Regions from separate parts of the Homo sapiens genome. Here all the other regions are linked to region 3. Evidence: chromatin loops called from intact Hi-C (ENCODE). Cell type or tissue: PC-9. All regions are shown on one strand.

What was found. Peaks named below come from ENCODE experiments on the same cell type or tissue, not always from the same donor. Only the 100,000 strongest peaks of a DNase experiment are listed, where the experiment ranks them.
Region 1: it touches region 3 in a loop (4-fold over the local background); 6 of 110 quality-filtered maps call a loop at or near these places.
Region 2: it touches region 3 in a loop (5-fold over the local background); 13 of 110 quality-filtered maps call a loop at or near these places.

The regions. Positions count from the first base shown.
Region 1 is chr7:121,122,487-121,130,486 of GRCh38, reverse strand. CPED1 (cadherin like and PC-esterase domain containing 1) reads right to left here. Exons shown (of 23, transcript NM_024913.5): 8 at 6,014-6,156; 9 at 4,595-4,667; 10 at 3,230-3,397; 11 at 2,001-2,105; 12 at 193-362. Among named protein-coding and RNA genes, the nearest start is that of CPED1, 140 kb to the right of the region's middle. In PC-9, CTCF peaks have their summits at 3,300 and 3,510 (motif pointing left); no DNase peak of the experiment used is centred here.
Region 2 is chr7:121,438,534-121,446,533 of GRCh38, reverse strand. It overlaps the pseudogene RPL18P4. Among named protein-coding and RNA genes, the nearest start is that of FAM3C, 46 kb to the right of the region's middle. RefSeq lists an enhancer at 7,805-8,000. In PC-9, no CTCF peak of the experiment used is centred here; a DNase peak (open chromatin) is centred at 3,513; H3K27ac peaks cover 544 bases.
Region 3 is chr7:121,362,834-121,370,833 of GRCh38, reverse strand. It overlaps FAM3C (FAM3 metabolism regulating signaling molecule C), which reads left to right. Exons shown (of 10, transcript NM_014888.3): 6 at 6,646-6,704; 7 at 7,887-7,937. Among named protein-coding and RNA genes, the nearest start is that of FAM3C, 29 kb to the left of the region's middle. In PC-9, a CTCF peak has its summit at 3,785 (motif pointing left); a DNase peak (open chromatin) is centred at 3,803; H3K27ac peaks cover 2,025 bases.

The DNA of each region.
Region 1 (8,000 bases), 240 kb after region 3:
TATTAAAGTGTTTGAAGACCACTAGAATCATTATGGTTTCAATGTTTAAAGACATTTATTTTCCTGAGCATGGAAATTTGGACACACTTTTTTGTTGTTGCTGCTTGCTTTAACATAGGCAAAGCCTTTTGAAATCAATCTGTAAACTAGAGATTTTTTGGATTGTACAATTCAAATTTGTGGCTATCTTACCATTCCAGTGGATGTGGCTGTGTCTTTTTATTCATGAACTGAAATTGTTCAAATACATTTAAAAGAGACCAGTATTGGGTCAGGACTGAGCCAGGATTTCCCACAGGATTTGCCACATCATAAAATTCATGCATCAGTGACTGAATCCCAGGAGTAGTAGATGGGAAGAGCTGAGAACACAAAATATCAGTATAAGTTATGGAAAACAAATTATAATGTAGTATTACTATGAACAGCCTTATACTTAGTCATTTATTTAAAAAGTCAGATATTTGTTAAAAATCCATTGGTCAGTACCATAAATTAGTTTTCTGCAAAGTTGTTGATGTAAATGCCACTTTTTATAAGAAACTAATTTTGTTGATGATCATATTTCCAAATAGGGTGAGTTTTTTTTTTTCTTTTCATTGAATATAAGCGGATTTCTCTTTCCTGTTACAGATACCAGAAGACACATGAATAACAGAGTTAGGCAGCAGGAAGAATGAGAGAGCCTCTTGGGTTACAAATGAATTATGTCAGAGTGAGAAATATTAATCTTCCCCTCTTTCCCCCGCAAATAAAAATCTGTGGTTATCTCCTTTCTACTGTGAGAACCAGGAAATTGGAATTTTCTCTTTCTCTTGCAAAATAATTATTTAGTTCTTCCTCAAGTTATGATGAGAAATGTTCTCCATAGTAACAGTATCTAAAGTTATAAATTCCTGAAGAGCAAGGCAGATCCCTTTTATTATCTTTTTATAGTATTTAGTCAAACTGTTGTGAATGTAATACTTATACGTTTAAAATAGTTAAAATGATATTGTGCCAACTCAATTATCTTTGGGGAAATTAGCTTACTCTGAATCCTCCAAAATTTGGGACCAAATTAGAAAAAGGAGTATCAAACACTCATTAATTAACTTAGTAAGTTGATTAAACTCATACAAGTAGTGTATGTATGTATATATATATATACGTATATATATATATATATATATACGTATATATATATATATATATATATACATATATACACACACACATATACTTTTTACAAGTAAGATAAATACTTGAGTGAAACATCAGGGTAATAATAAATGATTAATGATTAAGAATGCTATTTCAAAAAGATATTTCATATGAACAAATCTTAGGTGGAAAAATACAAATTCATTTCAGTCTATATAAGTATCAGAACTGGAAAGAAAACAAGTATTAAACATGCATTTCACACTCAATAAATTATCCTTTGATACTAACCAAGGAATTAACAAAATACATAGAAGATAAAATGAATGCCTTTTTTAAAAGATATAAGCCAGTAAAAGTTATAATTATTTACATTTTCTTTCTTTGAAGTTTGATATAGAGTTATAAGAAATTAAGGTTTAGGCAGTCTTCTAAAATATTATTTTCAACTCTATATGATTTTACAAAAACAAAAAGGGTATAATAAGCAGAAATAACAAGGGGATAATAAGCAGAAATAACTTTTGGTTGCATGTAAATGTTCTGAAGCTAAAAGTAAAACTTCTTCAGAAAAATGTTGGCATTTTCCCCTTGAAAACTGTCAAATTCTGGCAGCTATGCTAATCCCATGTTCTTTTACCTTTAATAAGTCACATATTGTTTGCAAACTCTTAAAGTTATGCATATAAATCTTGCTCATTTTGCTACTTAGATCTCTGAAAGAGCAAAGTAGCTTATAAAGATTTCTATTTCTTAAAGAAATACTTAATCTAGTTTGATGTCAAAATCAGGTAGCTTACAGTGATCTACTCTAATCCCAGTCACCAAGAAAGAATCAAATGTCACTTTTGCTTTACCAGTTGGAATTGTCCCAGACTTCCAAGTTCCTTTATGAAAGTCATAATTGAGTTAATTTCTTCTAAGGACAGACACTGATTTAGTTCCTTTTGATAGTTTTCACCCTGTATTGGTAGGGGGAAAGAACTTAAGCAATTGTTAAAAAGTCAAACCATGTTCAACCCAATTACCTCCCATTTCATCAACCAATCAGATTTTGAGTTCTATAAACAACTGAGCTAATTAATGTTAAATAATACATAGCAACTTCAACTTGTCACAGTGGTGTCTGAATATAAGAAAGCTTCATATCTGACAGGGAGGACCTGGATAAAATAGCTCAATGATGCTTTGGTAGTGAGGTTGGGGAGATGCTAACGTGTTATAAAAATCAATCCATGTTATTTTGAAGCACTCTGCTCTATTCATTGGCATTTGCCCAAACATGACAATAGATGTGAATGCTTAAAAAAAAATAGCATTATAATTCAAGTCCTCTGACGTCAATCTGGAGCACTCACTGCTATTCTAGACTGCCTCCAAAGAGTTCTAACATTTCTTTTAAAGTATACTATAATACATGTAATGAACCTGCACATGTACCCTCTGAACTTATAAGATGAAAGAAAAAATTAAAAAATAAAAAAGTATTCTGTAGCATACAATACATATTATTCATAATATCCACAAACATTTCGTAATCCCAGCACTTTGGGAGGCCGAGGCAGGCGGATCACGAGGTCAGGAGTTCAAGACCAGCCTGGCCAACATGATGAAACCCCGTTTCTACTAAAAATACAAAAATTAGCTGGGTTTGGTGGTGCATGCCTGTAGTCCCAGCTACTTGGGAGGCTGAGGCAAGAGAATCTCTTGAACCCAGGAGGCGGAGGTTGCAGTGAGTCAAGATCGTGCCACTGCACTCCTGCCTGGGTGACAGAGCGAGACTCTGTCTCAAAAAAAAAAAAAAGAAAGAAAAAGAAAAAAAGAAAAACAAAAAGAAAAAATAAGAAATTATGAACACTATACTTAATTTTCAACCCATAATTTTATCATAATCAGTCACTTACATACTTAGTTGACATAAAAATAATCTTAGTCCAGAGGTCAGAAAAAATTAAGAAGTGTGATATAATAGATACCAATTAATTTGAAGTGAATTATCAAGTTGCTGAATTGCAGAATAAGGAGAATGACACCTTCTAAGGAATGACTTGAAAAAATATTTATCAGTACACAAATATGCACTTACCTTGAAAACATCTGATCTATAAAGTCTCTGAAATATCTCAGAAAATATGGAAAGTGATGATTCATTAGGGAAGAGAAAATTGAAAGTGTCATTTAAAAGGAATTCTTCTGTATTTTGGTCCTCAAAATCCATATTATCATAATCTTGAAAATTTAAATGCTCGTGTACCTTTGAAAGAACAAAAGCACAGCAAATATTTTTCATCGATTTACTTTTAAGACAATGGAATTACTTCTAAGACATGATTTATTTCCTGTTGGATTATAGATCAGAACTGACATCTAGTGGTCTTTTTGGAAGTCAACAGTTTTATAAATGTGAGTAATTTTTTTTAAAGATACAATTTAAAGATACAATTATTTAATGTACAGTATAAGAAAATTAACTAATATAAAGTCACATTAGTTTATCTCGATACCCTTTATAGCTGAAGAATATGCTTTCATGGAAGATAATACATAACATTTCTTTCTGAACAACAGATTTTAAAAAGCATAATACAAACTATTAGGTATGCATGCAAAACAATGAAAAAATGAGTATTTAAAAGTGTCAGTTAATTAAGTTTTAAATTTTTATGGAGAAATCTTGGAATTATTTAACCAAATGTATGAGCCATCTATAATGTAATTGGCTTACCGGAATAATAGTTTGAGGACACAGAAATGTTATACAAAGCTATATTCTAGTTATACATAATTTTATTTTCCCCTTCTTCCTTTTTTCCCACCCTGTATTCCAAGGTAGAACTTTCTATAGACTAATTTAATAAATTATTTTTTATGTTTTTGCCTCTAAGGGCTATGTTAGAGGAAAAACAAAATATGTTGGGGGAGATAATATGAATGAGTATATTTAATTTGAGAGGAAGGAAAAGAATCAAAATGGGCAAAAACACTTCACTCTACACATATCTATATCAGAAAAAAAAATTCAAAAATTCCCATGGTTTTTTTAAACTAAATATAAACCAATTTTAAACTAAATATGTATATGTAAAAAATAAAAGTTATCTTTTTATACCCTCATGTGAATACGCCAGATAATCTGTTACTTTCTATTATCTACACATCCTCTTTTTTCCTTTAATGCATACTTGACTTCATACCACATTTATTTCACAAATAGTACTTGAACCATAGAAAAATTCATGTTTATTTTACAGAGACACATAGGCAGGATTGGACTCATAGATTCTCCACATACTAGTTAATTGTCTGAACCACAGTGAATATAAGCCTACAGTACTTTTGCAAATTGCTATTTATTGATTGGTTACTATGAATGAAAACAACAACAACAACACACACACACTGATCTCTCACCACAAGGTAGAAGCTCACATGAGGCCTTTGGCATACTGACCTGGAGCACTACAGGGTACATGAAACTGCCATAACCAATATCAAAAGTTAGAAGTTGAAAGCAGAATCTGCATCTAAAATGAAAACACAAGGTACCATAAAAGTAAAGATACATGCACATGGATGTTTATTAATGCACTATTTATAACAGCAAAACTTGGAACCAACCCAAATGCCCATTAATGATAGACTGGATAAAGAAAATGTGGCACATACACACCATGGAATACTATGCAGCCATAAAAAAAGGATGAGTTCAAGTACTTTGCAGGGACATAGATGAAGCTGGAAACCATCATTCTCAGCAAACTAACCCAGGAACAGAAAACCAAACGTTGCATGTTCTCACTCATAAATGGTAATTGAACAATGAGAACACATGGACACAGGGAGGGGAACATCACACACTGGGGCCTGTTGGGGGTTGGGGGGCAAGGAGAGGGAAAGCATTAGGACAAATACCTAACGCATGCAGGGCTTAAAACCTAGATGATGGATTGATAGGTGCAGCAAACCACCATGGCATATGTATACCTATGTGACAAACCTGTACATTCTGCACATATATCCCAGAACTTAAAGTAAAATAATAATAATAAAAACTATATTCTCTTGCTACATTTACTCTTATTTGGTGTCATATTAATAATCACTATTGTTAATTTTCAATATATCTACTAATTAAAAAGAGCAGTGGCTTGGATAATGTAAAATTACATGTGATAAATTTTTGGATTTGGATTCTGTTTTATTTCTTATAGAAAATAAAAATATACCTAAATATTCATAACACATTAAACTAAGCAATAAAGTTAATCCATGGAAACCTAAATACGAAGAAGAAAACTCTCCTACTCCTACATGCTAGGTACCTATTCACATATAAATTATGATAAGGTTTAAATTGATGTGCTTCCCCCACTTTTTGACGTACGAGATTTAACATTTCCTTAGAACAAAGGCAATAAGTTATAGTCAAGTAAACAGATATGGGAATAGGAGTTATTGAATTTTCTTAATAAAGTTCTTCATTTTCTCCTCTGCATTATGAAATCAGTGGGATATTTGAGAATGAAATTTATTATGTATAAGTAAAATTATACCTAGTCAATGCCAAGTATCTATGATAGAAACAGTTGCACTTGAAAAGGCGGCTGCAATTAAAAGATTAACTTTGAAAATGCGCACTTTACTTCTTGTTACCACTATTTAGATACTACTGAGTCTGCCACACGTTCTAAAGTTTTAGGATCTATAAATATGGCCACATATGTTTAGAAGATCATGTTTGTATATTGACATAAAATTTTCCAAGTACCACCTACTTATGATAATTAAGATACATTTCCACCAACAATTTTTAAAAGATAGGTTGCTTTCTTTCTTTTCTTTTTTTTTTAAATTAAAATTTGTTTTTTACCTATGGAAGGTCTTTGGTCCCAGAGTAGATGTTTCACTGAATACTTCAGCCGCTAGCAGTAGTTTGCCAATTGCTTCCTTCATAATGTCAAAAGCCTGTTGAGGTGAACTGGCTCTCAGGAATGTCTCAAAAAATGTTTGCAGCTGTGAACAAAGTAAAGGATTCACGTGTTAAAACAATAGCCTCAGTTTGTCTATCATTTTCAAGGTGACCAATTTGAAGGATTGTTCTAGGTTATCTCTACTTGTCACACCCAAACCCCACCCTCACCTAATCAGTAAGTTTGGTAATCTAAGATACAGGTATATTGAAAGAGAAAGGTTTAAATGTCTTGTAATTTAAATTTCTTTAGAAATGCCTACTCCATTTATTTTCCTCATTTCACAGCATCTAATCGTGGAAAATGCAAGTCTTGTCATCAGAACTCCAAAGTTTCATTTGTAACTCTACTAACTAGGTGAGCTGGGCTTGCCACCCACTGCTCAGAATCTTTGTGTCCTCTTTAAATTGGGATTAATATCTACCAACAAGAGAGATGTGAAGCCAAATTAGAAGAAAATGTATTTGAAAGTCATGTTAAAGTATGAAATTCAAATGTTAGTTTTTTATTATTATCAATTTTGGGGGCATATTAGAACAAAAATAAATATATCAAAGTTGCTTCTTCCTCATGCCATTATTCTGTGCCAGATCTAGCCAACCAGAGAAGACTCTGAGAGAATCCCAGTGTCCTGTTAATGTTTTAATTCTTAATTATTTCATGTGATAGGGCAGTATTACAAAAAAGGGGGAATGAAGCTCAATTGTGTCATCTTAAAAACACAATTGTTAGTATCACAAATAGCTGTTTTTATTTGCTTAAATATTAAAATGACAAAAACAAAACTACCTCTTGAGGATGCTTCATATCAAAGTTCAAGTGAATATTTTTTAAAAATATAAAACAAATCTCATATTGATTCATAAACTTTCTCTGGATAAACATACTCTTTTAAAGATGAAGAACAAAAAATATTTTTTGAAAAAACATGCAGCAGGTATTCTATTAATGTTTTTTGGAAAAACAGACTAAATCTATCCAGACTACACAGGATTGCAAAGTGAAAAACTTTTGTTGCTATGATAAAGAAGGACAAATATTGGCCTGGATTGCCTGTGGAAAAACGGTAAATGTGTCTTCTCAATGCATAAGCAAAATTCCCCCAAGATAAACAAATACTGGCTTCATAAACTTTCCAGTTGAAAACAGAAACCTAATAAGATTACACATAGAGACCCTAAGAATGCGTCATTAGTATTTGGCAATTGGGATGTTCTTCCATTTTACTAAGGAAAATAAATGTAATAATTGTATGATTGAAAGAAAACAAATTATTGCTAACACTAAAAATGTTAACACCCTTGATTCAAAGCAGAGTAACATTATGTTTTTCCAAGTAAAAGTAACTCATTATATTTCATTCCTTTCACCATATTATGTAGAAAGGTTTGTGTGTGACATTGTTGCATTTTTCTATTTCAATGTTACCTGAATATCACAGAGGTTAAGGTTAATAATATATGAAAGTTGGAAATGTCTATGTAGCATATGAGATAAGATAAATTATAAGATTTTATCTCCATGAGGAAGAATAATTAGCAAATTAATGTCTTAGGGTTGCACTTACTTCTCTAAAATGAAAATGATTATTTCTTAATTTCTTAATGTAGCAGTGAGCATTTAAATATGGGATGCCATTCAATTCAACTTTTAGAGAACTGTAGCCTTTAGAAAGCCCTGTGTTCTGTGCTTTGGGAGACAAGTTGCATAGTACATAGGTATTACCTCTACAGACTCTAGAGGTAAAAAGGTCCAGGTTCAACTTTGGTTTTGTGCCAAAGTTGTGAGACTTTGTGGGATTAATAACAGTGCCTACTTTATAGAGGTATCCTTGAGATTAAATGACAGAATGTACATAAGGAATTCCACCACCCAGCACATCTGTAT
Region 2 (8,000 bases), 76 kb before region 3:
AACTGCATTTTTGCCCAAGGTGGGCTAAGCATACATAATTTTATTTTTACATTGGTTTAGTACATTTTAAAAATCAAAAGAAAATAACACATGAAAATAGAATGTGGGTATTTTGCATTAGAGTAAGTTGGTTGCATTATACATATGATTTTAGAGATAGAGCTGCTATGAGGAATTGGCAATAAAATTGTTGACCTTCACAGTCTATGTTTAGTGATCACATCAACCATAAGTTCTCAATGTGTTATCATCCATGTGACTTGAGTTGCATATCTAATCAAAAGCCCACTGAGACATTATGAATTCAAGGAAAATGTCTATATTATTACCCAGGAGATTAATAAAATTTCCTAAATTCTCTGTTTATGGCCTCCTACTGACTTAGTTTTATGAAAGATGCTATAAAGATAATTAAATTAGATGCTAGCTAGTGACTGCTATTGTACAGGACTTTCATTTCCATTTTATAGAACGAAACAGTGTTGAAGAAAAGAGTTGTGATAAATGGTATATATTCTGCTTTGTTTTGCAGAAATTAATTTTGTAATATAAAAGAAAAATATAATTATTATGTTATCTTTAGAAAATAAGTAAAGGAAGGCCTATGGTAACTTCCTCAGATGACTTATTCAAAGATCTTTTTCTTTTTTTATTTGAGACGGAGTTTCGTTCTTGTTGCTTAGGCTGGAGTGCAATGGCGAGATCTCGGCTCACCACAACCTTCACCTCCCAGGTTCAAGTGACTCTCCTGCTTCAGCTTCCTGACTAGCTGGGATTACAGGCATGTGCCACCACGCCTGGCTAATTTTTTGTATTTTTAATAGAGACGGGTTTTCTCCATGTTGATCAGGCTGGTCTCGAACTCCCGACCTCAGGTGATCCACCCATCTCGGCCTCCCAAAGTGCTGGGATTACAGGCGTGAACCACTGTGCCCAGCGACTTTTGTCTTATAAAATAAAATATAGATTCAAAATCCTAACAACATATAATGATGGCTAGAATATATCAAGTTCTGGGTGCCAGATTTCATGCCAACAATTTTCCAAAACCTTCCAAACACATTTCATCTTCAGAACAATACTATGAGGTGGGCACATTTATCTCTATCATACAAATAAGAAAGCTGAAACTAAACAAAATTACCTGGCCAGTTTGTGGACATAGACAGAACCAGCAGAGGTTGAGCAAGATTAAGAAGCAGCTTGTCTGATCCAAGTGCCTGCAATCTTGATCACATTGCCTTAGGCCCAACCATTGCAAAAAATCAACCTAACAAACTAGCATATTTTACGATGATATTGACCAAATTTCAGGAGTTGCCAAACTTTGTTCCACATTAGAATCACTTGGGGAAATTGTATGATTCCTATTCTCATCCCCTACCAATTAAATCATCATGTCTGGTAGAGTTAGGGGCAACCAAATATCAGTATTATTACAGATTCCTAAGTGATTCCCTTTGCCCAAAATTTGGGGACCGCTGACCAATGCAGATTTTGGAGGTCTCAGCTTACAGCTGGTCCTACAGTCCTAAATTTCACTTAGGAGAAACCATTGTGCTTCAGGTTCTGGAGCTAGACACTTAACTATAGGCTATGACTAGTCCCTATATGTGTAAATCTTCTTGTCTCCCACCTCCCCCCAACCAAAAAAAATTTCTACAAGTGCACTATTTAATTATTAGGAGATGCACAGGTGGACTGAGCAATGGTAGCATTTTTTTTTTTTTTTTTGATGCACTACAGCAATATTGGCTAAGCATACAGAGAAGGGAGAGAGAGATTTGGCAATTAGCAGTTATTTTGATACTGTTAGGCAGCCAAATAGGAAAATTAGGTCCCCCCAAAATCCACTTTGGAATCTAATTATCCAATTTGACTCTTTACCGTGATCAAGTTAGTCAACAAATTGCCTTTTCACTTGTCCTGTGTTTTCCAGGATATTATAAATGAAAATTTGAAAACTTCCTTTTGCTATTTTTGCAGAAGGTAGAAATTGAAAAGAAACTTACAAGTCATTTGGGCCAAGCCGTCATTTTAGGCTGAGGAAGTGAGGCTACAGATTACTGCCTTATTCTCCCAACAAAGCAACCGCAGCTCTCAGGGTCTCCTGCTACAGCTTACTATCTCAGGAAAAAACCCAGGGGTGACACTGTGCCTAAAGGGGGCTGTTGGGATTCTAGACAGAGGCAGTATCTCTGGGGAGGGACATGTGATTCTGATACCCATGATGTTTGAATCCCTTGGGTCGGTGATGCATTCTATTTATAGAAAAATATAGAAAAACGAAATATAGAATATAGAAATATATTCTGTATTCCGTATACAGAATATAGGAATATAGTTCTGTATTCCGAATACAGAATATAGGAATATAGTTCTGTATTCCGAATACAGACTATAGGAATATAATTCTGTATTCGGAATACAGACTATAGGAATATAATTCTGTATTCGGAATACAGACTATAGGAATATAATTCTGTATTCGGAATACAGACTATAGGAATATAATTCTGTATTCGGAATACAGAATATAGGAATATAAATCTGTATTCGGAATACAGAATATAGGAATATAATTCTGTATTCCGAATATAGAATATAGGAATATATTCTATATTCCGAATATAGAATTGCGTTCTTCTGTATTCCGAATATAGAATTGCGTTCTTCTGTATTCCGAATATAGAATTGCGTTCTTCTGTATTCCGAATATAGAATTGCGTTCTTCTGTATTCCGAATATAGAATTGCGTTCTTCTGTATTCCGAATATAGAATTGCGTTCTTCTGTATTCCGAATATAGAATTGCGTTCTTCTGTATTCCGAATATAGAATTGCGTTCTTCTGTATTCCGAATATAGAATTGCGTTCTTCTGTATTCCGAATATAGAATTGCGTTCTTCTGTATTCCGAATATAGAATTGCGTTCTTCTGTATTCCGAATATAGAATTGCGTTCTTCTGTATTCCGAATATAGAATTGCGTTCTTCTGTATTCCGAATATAGAATTGCGTTCTTCTGTATTCCGAATATAGAATTGCGTTCTTCTGTATTCCGAATATAGAATTGTGTTATTCTATATTCTCAATTGTATTCTATATTCCGAATATAGAATTTTTAATAGAGATGGGGTTTCTCCATGTCTGTATTAAATATATCTCTATTAAATATTAAATTTAATATTTAATATTTAATGTCTCCATGTCTCTATTAAATATTAAAAATTATATATTCAGAATCATATTCTATGTTCTGAATATAGAATATATGAAAATAAATATAGAAAACAATATGGATATAGAAAAACAGAAATAAAACATAATTCGGAGAAAGGTTGTCTATCAGAATTCACTCTCAGTATTGGCTGTGTTACACATACTTGGCCTTTCTATGGTGACTCAGCTACCTTCCTAATCAAGGCCTTTCAGGGGAGGGGCTGAGGAGTAAAAGCCTCTGCTGTCAATGCCCTACAGATCGTGAGGTGTTAAGAGGGTGGTTTCCTTCCTTGGCATCAATGCCTACAATCTAGGGCATCCACCTGCAGGCCTAGATGATTTGTGACCTCAGAATTGTTGTGGTTCCTGGACCTTTGTTGATGTAGTTTACCTTGCATCCCTCAGGCAAAACTAGAGGGGCTGGGCAAGGAAGGGAAGAAGGAGTCAGGCCTGCAGTAGCTTCTTGGGGTTTCTACCTCTGATCCTCCCTGCACAACTGTAATGTAACATGCTGGCTTCCAAAAGTGTAATTACTTATGTTTTTTTAACTACAATTATTCTCTTAAGAGCATCTATATAGAGGGGAAAAAGGAAAATTAACCAACCAAACTTAAGTTTTCCCTTGAATTACAAAAAAAAAAAAAAATTAATGATTATTCACTTTATAGAAGCAAAACTTTACTGTGTCTTAATATGACCAAATAAAAACTTAACCAAAAACAATAAAAATAAAAATAAAAATAAACCAGGGCCGGGCACAGTGGCTCACACCTGTAATCCTAGCACTTTGGGAGGCCAAGGTGGGTGGATCACCTGAGGTCGGGAGTTCCAGACCAGCCTGACCAACATGGAGAAACCCATCTCCACTAAAAATACAAAATTAGCCAGGTGTCGTGGCAGGCACCTGTAATCCCAGCTACTCAGGAGGCTGAAGCAGGAGAGTCACTTGAAACCAGGAAGCGGAGGTTGTGGTGAGCCGAGATCTCACCATTGCACTCCAGCCTAAGCAACAAGAGCGAAATTCCGTCAAAAACAAAACAAAACAAACAAAACAAAAAACAGTTCATTAATGACTGTACTACCAATAGATTCATTACCATGCTAGAAATGCTTCATTTACTCCCCATGGTAAGTGCTGTAGAACAACACTACACTATTAAAGAGACTGAAATTGCATTAATGCGGGCTAAGATACTAGTTAGCTCTTTTGGCAAATCACTGGATTTGTTTGTATTGAACTTACTGTGAACAAAATCCCTGGCTTTTTTCCCACATCTTAGGCCAGTCAACATGGCTCTTTCAAAACATACCTGAATATAATTGGTTTATTTGTGTACACTTTTTTTATTGGCTCCACACAAATGTGCTACCTAGGATGCTAGAAACAGGTGGGTTGTCTTTCCTGTGTCTGTATTTAGGCCTTTATAAATTTCTATATATGTAAACTGTCCTCTCCTTTTAATATCCATCTATCTCTCCCCACAGATGACTAATAGAAACCTTATCCACCTTCAGCTGAAAAGCTCCCTTCTCTCTTTTTCTTTATTTTACGATTTTGTGCAAAAGCCCATTACCCACCCCTTAAAACTCTCTGAAATTTTGATTCTACCCATCCCAAGCTCATCTCTCCCTATGCAAAATCCTTCCCTCTATGACTCTCTTTGGCAACAATGCATTTGTAGGAAGAAGACAAAATTCCTATTAAAAAAGATGACTCAAGCTTGCTTCCATAATATAGGTCAGCCATATCCTGATGATTTTGTTGTTTAGTTTCATTTAGTTAAATGTAGGTAGGCCCTAGAGCTCAGTTAGAATTGGAATGGTTGAGAGAATGAAGAAATAAAATTCTTTGCATAATTAAGAATTGTTAAAAAAAAATGTTCCCTTGGAAGACAAGGGAGACAAAGAATTGGGGATCCTAGGACTGGAAGAGAAGCTTTAGAAGAAAGATTTAAATAGAGGGCAAGAAAGCCCTGAGGGGAAAAAAAGAGAAAGTGAAAGTAAGAATACCCCTCTGATAAGGATATTTAGGGCACTTTAAAAAAAGTAATAGTGCTGAAGAGGTTGTTTATGAGTGCACCAACCAGCCACCTCTGTCCCTTTCCCGGATGATCCCGAAAATGAAGCTTCCTGGCCAGGAAAACAAAACGGCCGTGGTTGTGGGAACCATAACAGATGACGTGTGGGTTCAGGAGGTGCCCAAACTGAAGGTGTGTGCACTGGGCGTGACCAGCCGGGCCCGCAGCCACATCTTCAGGGTGGGGGGCAAGAACCTCACTTTCGACCAGCTGGCCCTGGACTCCCCCAAGGTCTGCGGCACCGTCCTGCTCTCAGGTCCTCGCAAGGGTCGAGAGGTGTACTGGCATTTCGACAAGGCCCTGGGAACCCCACACAGCCACACCAAACCCTACGTCCGCTCCAAGGGCCGGAAGTTCGAGTATGCCAGAGGCCAAGGGGCCAGCCAAGGCTACAAAAACTAACCCTGGATCCTACCTTCTTTTTTCTTTTTTTTTAATTTTTTATTATTATACTTTAAGTTCTAGGGTACATGTGCACAATGTGCAGGTTTGTTACATATGTATACATGTGCCATGTTGGTGTGCTGCACCCATTAATTCGTCATTTACATTAGGTATATCTCCTAATGATATCCCTCCCCCCTCCCCCCATCCCACGACAGGCCCCAGTGTGTGATGTTCCCCTTCCTGTGTCCAAGTGTTCTCATTGTTCCATTCCCACCTATGAGTGAGAACATGCGGTGTTTGGTTTTTTGTCCTTGCGACAGTTTGCTGAGAATGATGGTTTCCAGCTTCATCCATGTCCCTACAAAGGACATGAACTCATCATTTTTTATAGCTACATAGTATTCCATGGTGTGTATGTGCCACATTTTCTTAATCCAGTCTATCACTGATGGACTTTTGGGTTGGTTCCAGGTCTTTGCTATTGTGAATAGTGCCACAATAAACATACGTGTGCATGTGTCTTGATAGCAGCATGAGTTATAATCCTTTGGGTATATACCCAGTAATGGGATTGCTGGGTCAAATGGTATTTCTAGTTCTAGATTCTTGAGGAATCGCCATGCTGTCTTCCACAATGGTTGAACTAGTTTACAGTCCCACCAACAGTGTAAAAGTGTTCCTATTTCTCCACATCCTCTCCAGCACCTGTTTCCTGACTTTTTAATGATCGCCATTCTAATGGTGTGAGACGGTATCTCATTGTGGTTTTGATTTGCATTTCTCTGATGGCCAGTGATGATGAGCATTTTTTCAAGTGTCTGTTGGCTGTGTAAATGTCTTCTTTTGAGAAGTGTCTGTTCATATACTTCACCCACTTTTTGATGGGGTTGTTTTTTTCTTGTAAGTTTGTTTGAGTTCTTTGTAGATTCTGGATATTAGTCCTTTGTCAGATGAGTAGATTGCAAAAATTTTCTCCCATTCTGTAGATCGCCTGTTCACTCTGATGGTAGTTTCTTTTGCTGTGCAGAAGCTCTTTAGTTTAATTAGATCCCACTTGTCAATTTTGGATTTTGTTGCCATTGCTTTTGGTGTTTTAGACATGAAGTTCTTGCCTATGCCTATGTCCTGAATGGTATTGCCTAGGTTTTCTTCTAGGGTTTTTATGGTTTTAGGTCTAACATTTAAGTCTTTAATCCACCTCGAATTAATTTTTGTATAAGGTGTAAGGAAGGGATCCAGTTTCAGCTTTCTACACATGGCTAGCCAGTTTTCCCAGCACCATTTATTAAATAGGGAATCCTTTCCCCATTGCTTGTTTTTTTCAGGTTTGTCAAAGATCAGATGGTTGTAGATGTGTGGTATTATTTCTGAGGGTTCTGTTCTGTTCCATTGGTCTATATCTCTGTTTTGGTACCAGTACCATGCTGTTTTGGTAACTGTAGCCTTGTAGTATAGTTTGAAGTCAGGTAGCGTGATGCCTCCAGCTTTGTTCTTTTGGCTTAGGATTGTCTTCACAATGCGGGCTCTTTTTTGGTTTCATATGAACTTTAAAGTAGTTTTTTCCAATTCTGTGAAGAAAGTCTTTGGTAGCTTGATGGGGATGGCATCGAATCTATAAATTACCTTGGGCAGTATGGCCATTTTCATGCTATTGATTCTTCCTATCCATGAGCAGGGAATGTTCTTCCATTTGCCTGTATCCTCTTTTATTTCGTTGAGCAGTGGTTTGCAGTTCTCCTTGAAGAGTTCCTTCACATCCCTTGTAAGTTGGATTCCTAAGTATTATATTCTCTTTGAAGCAATTGTGAATGGGAGTTCACTCATGATTTGGCTCTCTGTCTGTTATTGGTGTATAAGAATGCTTGTGATTTTTCCACATTGATTGTGTATCCTGAGACTTTGCCTAAGTTGCTTATCAGCTTAAGGAGATTTTGGACTGAAACGATGGGGTTTTCTAAATATACAATCATGTCATCTGCAAACAGGGACAATTTGACTTCCTCTTTTCCTAATTGAATATCTTTATTTCTTTCTCCTGCCTGATTGCCCTGGCCAGAACTTCCAACACTATGTTGAATAGGAGAGGTCAGAGAGGGCATGGGTCCCACACCCACGAAGCCTCGCTCATTGCTAGCACAGCAGACTGAGATGGAACTGCAAGGCGGCAGCGAGGGTGGGGGAGGGGCGCCTGCCATTGCTGAGGCTTGAGCTGGTAAACAAAGCAGCTGGGAAGCTCGAACTGGGTGGAGCCCACCGCAGCTCAAGGAGGCCTGCCTGCCTTAGTAGACTCCACCTCTGGGGGCAGGGCATACCCG
Region 3 (8,000 bases):
CCTATTTGCAACATTGCCCTGGACAATGAATGTGTTCTCTTTATTTTAAATGAAATCCAACGTCTTTCATTTAAAATATTTGAGTGCTACTTGTTGAAGTGTGAAATGATCCAGTGATAACCTCAGTTCCATTGCAGCACAAACTGCTTGCCTCTAAGCTGAATGGTTTCCTATGTTGAGATGCTTTCTAAAGGATGGTTTTTAGGATTTTTGATATCCTACCTCAGTGTCAACTGTTGCTCGCAAGTTCCTGCTGCTGAAATTGCAAATCCTACTTTTAGTTGGTTGCTTTTAATATGCTATTGCCTAGAAAACTAGACATGGGGGCTTATTTAAATTTAATATAAAATAATAAATTTGTCACGAATTATATAGAATAAAGAGATAATTTTATAGCAAAGAGGAGACCTAGGCAGCTTTTCCTAGCTGTTTATGTGCCTCTTCTTTTTAATATTGAAGCTCTTAAATTTTTATCCTAGCCTCTTTTGCAGGCAGTTAGCTGTAAGAAGTTTATTGAGCTTCATGGGACAACACTTTTCTTGTAAAATTAAGGGCTTGAGCTAGATGATCATTAAGGTCTGTACTGATTTCCTTTATTTTCCCGTATTCTAATGATGATTTATTGTTAATCCATTTGTCTTCTGATTTCTCATTAGAATAGTCCTGTTTTACTGATGCATAATAAGGCACTTGCATTTTAGAAGTTTGTAGGTTTTTGAAAACATTCTCATTTCCACTCTTTATCTTGTTTGGTTAAATAGACCCCAAATTTGATTCTAAATCACAGGAACAAAGTTCTTTTAGAATACCTAACCCATGGATGATTTTGGACATCTATTCTGCCCCCTTGATGCATGTGAATTTTAGTTCAGAGAAGAAGAGATCAGACTGTTTACTAGCAGGTTTTTTATTCACAGATTAAAACCGTAAACAACAAAACACACTCAGAAAAAAAGCTCAACTGTTTACCCACATCCTGACCCTTATTCACTTCTCTCCAGATCTTCCTGATCTTGGGGCCTTAGAGTATACTCTTCTGTCTAGGATGGTCTTTCCTCACTCTTCACTTGGCTGTCTTCCTTCTTGACCTTTGGTTCTCAGAGTACACATCACTGTCTTAGAAGCTGTTCTCTATCCCTCAGCCTAATGTTGAACAGCTAAAGATCTAAGGTCAGAAAGCGAACAGTGCATAGACAGTGGAGCTTGGTAAAATACATACTGGGCTTAGAGCCAGAGAATTTGCTTCTAGCATGGTGGGCGTGTCATGTAGCATTTGTGTTTCAGTTTCTTTAACCATTAAATGAGGCAGGCCACCTATCCATCCTTATTTCAGGAACCATTCTGCCATTACCATGAGAGATTAAATACTTGGTGGGATTTTATACCCAAGCCTCAGGTTAAAGTCCAAAGAAAGAGTCTTAAGTTTTCTGAGAGTCATTTATTCACCTGTTCAGCAAGTATTTTTGAGCATAATCCCTCCTGTCATGGAACTTACAGTTTAGTAGGGGTGACAGATGCTTAAAAAAAATACGTACTTATAAATTGTGACACCAGGCTGGGCGTGGTGGCTCATGCCTGTAATCCCAGCACTTTGGGAGGTCGAAGCGGGTGGATCACCTGAGGTCAGGAGTCTGAGACCAGCCTGGCCAACATGGTGAAACCCCGTCTTTACTAAAATACAAAAGTTAGCCGGGCGTGGTGGCACATGGGCCTGTAATCCTAGCTACTTGGGAGGCTGAGGCACGAGAATCTCTTGAACCCAGGAGATGGAGGTTGCAGTGGGCCAAGATCGCACCACTGCACTGCAGCCTGGGTGGGCGGCAGAGCGAGACTTTGTCTCAAAAAAAAAAAAAAAAAAAAACAACAACAACAACAAAAAATGAACAAACAAATTGTGATACCAGCCCTGCAGGGCAGCAGGGTGTGATGAGTACTGGCGAGAGTGGATGGAAAGAGGTGTCTAACTTTTAGATTGAGGGTTATGGAACAGTTTCTAAGACAGTGATGTGTATTCTGAGATCTGAGGGATAGAAAGGAAGACCATCCTTGGTCTTCGAGCAGGAGGAAGAAGCCTGCTCGAAGGCCCTAAGATTGGATAGCTCTGGAGAGAAGTGAATTAGGGCCAGGCTGCATAGGAACTTGTAGGCCACGCAGGTAAAGGGTTGAGACTTTTTTCTGAGTGTATTGAGAACTTGTGGAAGGATTTCAAATTCTGGCATGTCGTGATTTTATTTATATTGAAAAAAGTTATCTGGTTGCTGTGTAAAATAATTAAGGAAGTGGAATAGAGAGGACAATTGGAAGGCCATTGCCAGTTACTGCCACAGCACTTTCATACTGCCTCCCTGTTGGTAACAGACTTTATTGCTTATACATTCACTAAAATCTATAAGTAGATAATAAAAATAACACAAGCAGAGAATTTAGTCTTTTCACAGCACCTGCTCTGAGTACATGTAACTCACTTTGGAGACTACTAATCTTGGATCAGTGTGTCTCAATGGGGGCAGTTTTGCTTTCCAGGGAACATTGTAATTTTGGGTTGTCATAGCTTTGGAGGTACTCCTTGTAGAGGCCAGAGATGCTGTTAAACATCTTTCAGTGCATAGGTCAGCTCATCCACAAGAATTATCAGGCTCTTAAAATGAGAGGCTGGGTTTGAGAAACTCTGATACAGACAGGTGATAATTACAATTAGGATGGTGGTCATAAGTAGTTGAAGTCAAAATACATTATGCTGATAAAGATGTGTTTTAAATGTCTCATTAGTTAGAAAATCGCAGGTATGAACCTCAGGTCTCAGGAAAAACAGTAATTGCAGCTTTTTTTTTTCCTTTACTTTTTCTTTTTTCTTTTCTTTTTTACCTAGAGACAGGGTCTCATTCTGTTGCCCAGGCTGGAGTACAGTGACGCAATTTTAGGTCACTGCAACTTTGAATGCCTGGACTCAAGCGATCTTCCCACCTCCACCTCCTGAGTAGCTGGGACTACAGGCGCATACCACCACATGCAGCTAATTTTTCTATTTTTGTGGAAATGGGGTCCCATTGTGTTGCCCAAGGTGGTCTTGAAGTCTTGGGTTCAAGCAGTCTTCCCACCTCAGCCTCCCAAAGTGCTGGGATTACAGGTTTTTTCTTTCTCGTTAGAGCACCCATAGAACTAACTTATGTTCCAATTATAATTTTCATCTAAGGCATATATTCATTTGATTTCAATTTGTATGAATTTGATATTAGGAATAATTCATTACTTTTGATTTTAATGGTAATGTTTGCTGCAAGAATATGAGATTATTTTGAGGGATTTTTTTTTAACAAGGGATCAATGTTTTTGGCTATGAGGGCAAAGAGGTAAAATCAAGGTTATTATGTATGTACTTACATAATCATTTAAAATGTAACCATTTAAAAATGTAAAAACTATTCTAAGCTCATGAGTAGTAAAACAAATCAAAAAACCAGTTGGCAGGATTTGGCTCGTGAGCTATAGTTTGCCAAGCCCTGCTTTAAACTAACCATCTTAAGAGATAATAACTAATAACTAGGACATGAAGTAGCTATTTGAAACAAATCTATATTTGGATATATTGAGTATTTCTACAGATGATATAATCATTTCCTTTAGAATTTTGCCTAGAGATGTGGGAAGGGGTACCTTATATTCATGAAGGATAAAAGAAAATATTTCAACTTGTGTTAGTAAGGGTTACTAACCTTTATACATTTTAAATCTCAGTGGATTTTTTATTTGTTAGAGATTTTCTGTTTGAATTTCAGTTTTTAAAAATTGATAAGCTGCTGCCCTCTTGTGGGAAGCCTATGTCATTGTGCTTCTTTGTTACCTTTATTTCTTTGCTTTATGATAGATTTCAGTCTGTAAAATGCCACATCATACTCCTTGATGATCTTTACTTGGAAAAGTCACTCTGGCACTTAACCCGTTAATCACAGCAGTTACTTCTTAATGATGGAGTTTACTTATTGAATGTATTTCTGAAAGAAACAGAACAGTACATTTTGAAACTTCCTTCTCTTTGATGCAGCTGAGCCAATGGTTAAGTAGTAAAGCATAGAACCTTTTAAATGTATATGCTCCAAGCTAGTACTTTTAAACAGCTTTGAGATATAATTCACATGCCGTCCATTTTGCTCATTTATATTATACAGTCAGTGGTTTATTATATTCACAGATATATGCAATCTCTGCCACAGTCAATTTTAGAAAATTTTTATACCTCAAAAAGAAACCCTGTACCCCTTAGCTAATATCCTTCTATGCCTTTCTTGTCCTGCCCCACTTCCCCACCCCCAAACCCTAAGTTAACCATTAGTTTCCTTTCTGTCTTTATAGATTTGCCTATTTTGGACAGTTCATATAAGTGGTATATAATATTTGGTCTTTTGTGATTGGCTTCTTACCATAATGTTTTCAGGCTTCCTCCATGTTATATCATGTATCAGAACTTCATTCCTTTTATGTCTGAACGATATTCCATTGTATGGATATACCACATTTTGTTTACTCATTCATTAGTTGGTAGACATTTGAGTTGTTTCCACTTTTTAACTATAATGAGTAACATTTACAGAAACATTTATGTACACATTTTATGTGGACATATGTTTTGATTTCTTTATACTCCCAGGGAGTGGATTTTGTTTTAGGTGGTAACTCTGTTTAATTATTTGAGGAACTGCCAGATAGTTTTCCAAAGTGGCTGCATCTGTTTGCATTTCCGCCAGCAGTGTATGAAGGTTCCAATTTCTCCACATCCTTGCCAACACTTGTTATTATCTGACTTACTGATTATAGCCAGCCTAGTAGATGTGAAGTGAAATCTCATTTGCATTTCCCTGATGATTAGTGGTGTCTAGCATGTTTTTGTGTGCTTATTGGCCATTTGTATATCTTCTGTGGAGAAATGTCTGTTGAAACCCTTTGCCCATTGATAAATTGGGTTGTTTCTTTATAATTGAATTGTAATTTCTCTTTTGATTAATGTTTGCATGATATGTCTCTTTCTACCCTTTTACTTTCCACTGCCTATATAATTATATTTAAAGTGAGTTTCTTGTAGACAGTGTGTAGTTGGTTCCTGTTTTAATTCACTTTGCCAATTTCTGTCTTTATTTGGTATGTTGAAACTATTTTCATTTATTATAATTATTAATATATGAGGGTTTAAGTCTATTTTATTATTTGTTTTCATTTTCTCATTTTCCTGCCTTCCTATGAGTTACATAAACATTTTAAAAAAGTGTTTCTTTTGATTTATTTATAGTGTTTTTGAATGTATCTCCCTATAGCTTCTTTAGTGCTTTCTCTCTTTACACAAAAAGTTTGCAGACTCAAGTTCTAGACTTGAGGTGAGGGAGAAAATATTACACAGATTAAATTGAAAAATATGTCCTATCTATATCTATTATATGGTGGATAGCACCAAAAATGTAGGAAGTAGTCTTCCAATATTTAAAACTTATTATCTGATTCAGTCATCATTGACAGGCAAGTGGAATTTGAACATGAATCTCCATTATTTGTTTTTCTTTATTTTATCTTATTAACATAGATCCAACGTTTGTTAGAACTGAGCTCATTCATCAATTGCAACCATAGTTCAGCTGCAGATGTGAATTGTTTGAAAAATCAACTAAAATACTCTGTGAGAATCGACTGAGATTTATAATAAAGTACATCGTAGATTTTATTTATGAAATTGTGTGCTATACATCTTTTAGTAGTTTATAATAAATTGTGTACCTATGTGTATATATAATTCTGTCTATATAAGGACAAGTGTGTGCACGTGTAGTCACATATGTGCATATTGCCTCTCTCTCCTAAACACAGAGCAGTTGTTAAATAGTTAACAGCACACCACTGGGAGTATTACTATTACCTTGAAGTTTTGAGTTAAAAGAACTCACAATTTTAGTTTAATAATTCTAATTTGAGCAATTGAACAAACTGAACTGATAACCAGCAAATTTGTCACTGGTACCTTCCATTTTACAGTGTCATTGTCTTTATATAGTGGTCTGTGAGCTGCCCATGGAAGTCGATTATTTCAGGTAGTCACCACGTAAGTGACTGTCATTCAATGCAGTGATTTCATGAGTGCAATATTTCTTAGTGTAGACGAACTTTACAGTGATAATCACTAGGAGAATGTTCACAATTAGGTAAAACATTCATGAAAGAGTGCTCCCCCACTCTGTTTGCTTTTAGATTTAAATGATGGGGGTAGTATCTCGCTTCTGTTTCATGTCACGCTGGTATTGAAGAGAGCAGAAAAGAGATTATCTTTTGTTTGATACCTTAAGAATGATGCAGAACATATGCTTAATGTCCATGTTTTAAGAATAATCTGAAGCAGTGTAGCACAAAAATGGTCTATTATTTCAGGCCTAATATTTTTTAATATGTATTTCTATTTGTGAAATATTATTTAAGGACATTGCTTTAAAATTATTCAGTATTAGACTGTCTTCTCTGACTTAGTAGAGATCTTTTTAATTTCCTCCGCAGCACTGAACAATTGAAAATATGTATAATATTCCTAACTTTTTTTGCAAGACTTTATTTTTCTGATATGTTATTGTACAATATTTAATTCTAAATTTATTTCAATTTCTCCCCCTTCAGTTTAATGAGTGGTGTTAAGAATAATGTTGGAAGAGGGATCAATGTTGCCTTGGCAAATGGTAAGAACAATTATTTTAGCTTATGGATGTAATCATTGGGTATTTTTCTGTCCCAAAGTAAAATGCACTATCAGAGGATCAGGTTAGAAAGTACTGCTCTTGATGATAAAGCCCTCTGTCCCATCCCTGCCCTGCAAAAAATCTATGGGTGGAGACTTGGTGTCTAAGAATTTATAGCGTGTTTCTTGAAAGTATCCTAACTTGCTATGCAAGAGCTTCCATGAGATTGTCAGAAACCAAGCAGTCTAACATCACATTGATAAAATCTTGCTTCAAATTTTGGAATCCTAACATAATAGGAAGATAGGTTGACAGGATTAAAGGCGTATGAAATGACAAAGGATGGTGTAGGGGGAGGAACAAAGAATAAGAATGTATTGTAATTTTTCATTATCAGCCACATTCTTCTGATAGCTTAATTAGTATGAATAAGTTGATTGAATCCTGAACATCTCAAATTTTCCTTCAAAATCAAATCTGAAAACATAAAACCATAAAGTGAGGCCTAACTGCATATTGATCCTCTCTGTTCTGGTACAATAAGTATTCCATAAAGCTATGTAGGATGGTTATAAGATATATAGGATGGTTAGAAACCACTGTAGTTTCATAGTGTAGAAAAATATATTTTACTACTTTCACAGCAAGAGGTAAATTTTTGTTCTTCTGCTTTCTTCATTTCCTTAGGTAAAAGGTTCAACATCTGTCTATTTCATTAATAGCAAAAAATACATTTTATAGGGCAAGTTAATGTAAGTTTTATTGTAAAAACTGATTTAATGTAGAAAATGGCATCTGATTCAAGGAGATACTTCTTTTTTGTAAAAGGTTTACTTTTGAGTAATTTTAAAATAAGAGAATATGGAAACAACGATGAAATATATCTAACCGAATTGGAATGGTCTACAGTCAGTAATGAACTTCTATTTATCCTTCGGCTTAAAAGATTAATGAGAAAGTTCTATTAAGAAATTACCCTTTAAAAATATATTTCAGGTGCATATGATTCAGATTTTAAGTTCTCAAAGTAATTCTTTGAGATGAATTCACATCTCTCTAATGCTAATGAATTCACATCTTCTCTGCTAATGAATTCACATCAATCATTGGATGAGATTATTGGTCTTACAGTGTATGATATATTTCAGATGCATAATTTGATATGAATTTAATCTCTTTTAGGAAAAACAGGAGAAGTATTAGACACTAAATATTTTGACATGTGGGGAGGAGGTAAGCATAAATAACATGACTGTGTTCTTTTGCTGGCACTGACTTAATCACCTCAATACAATG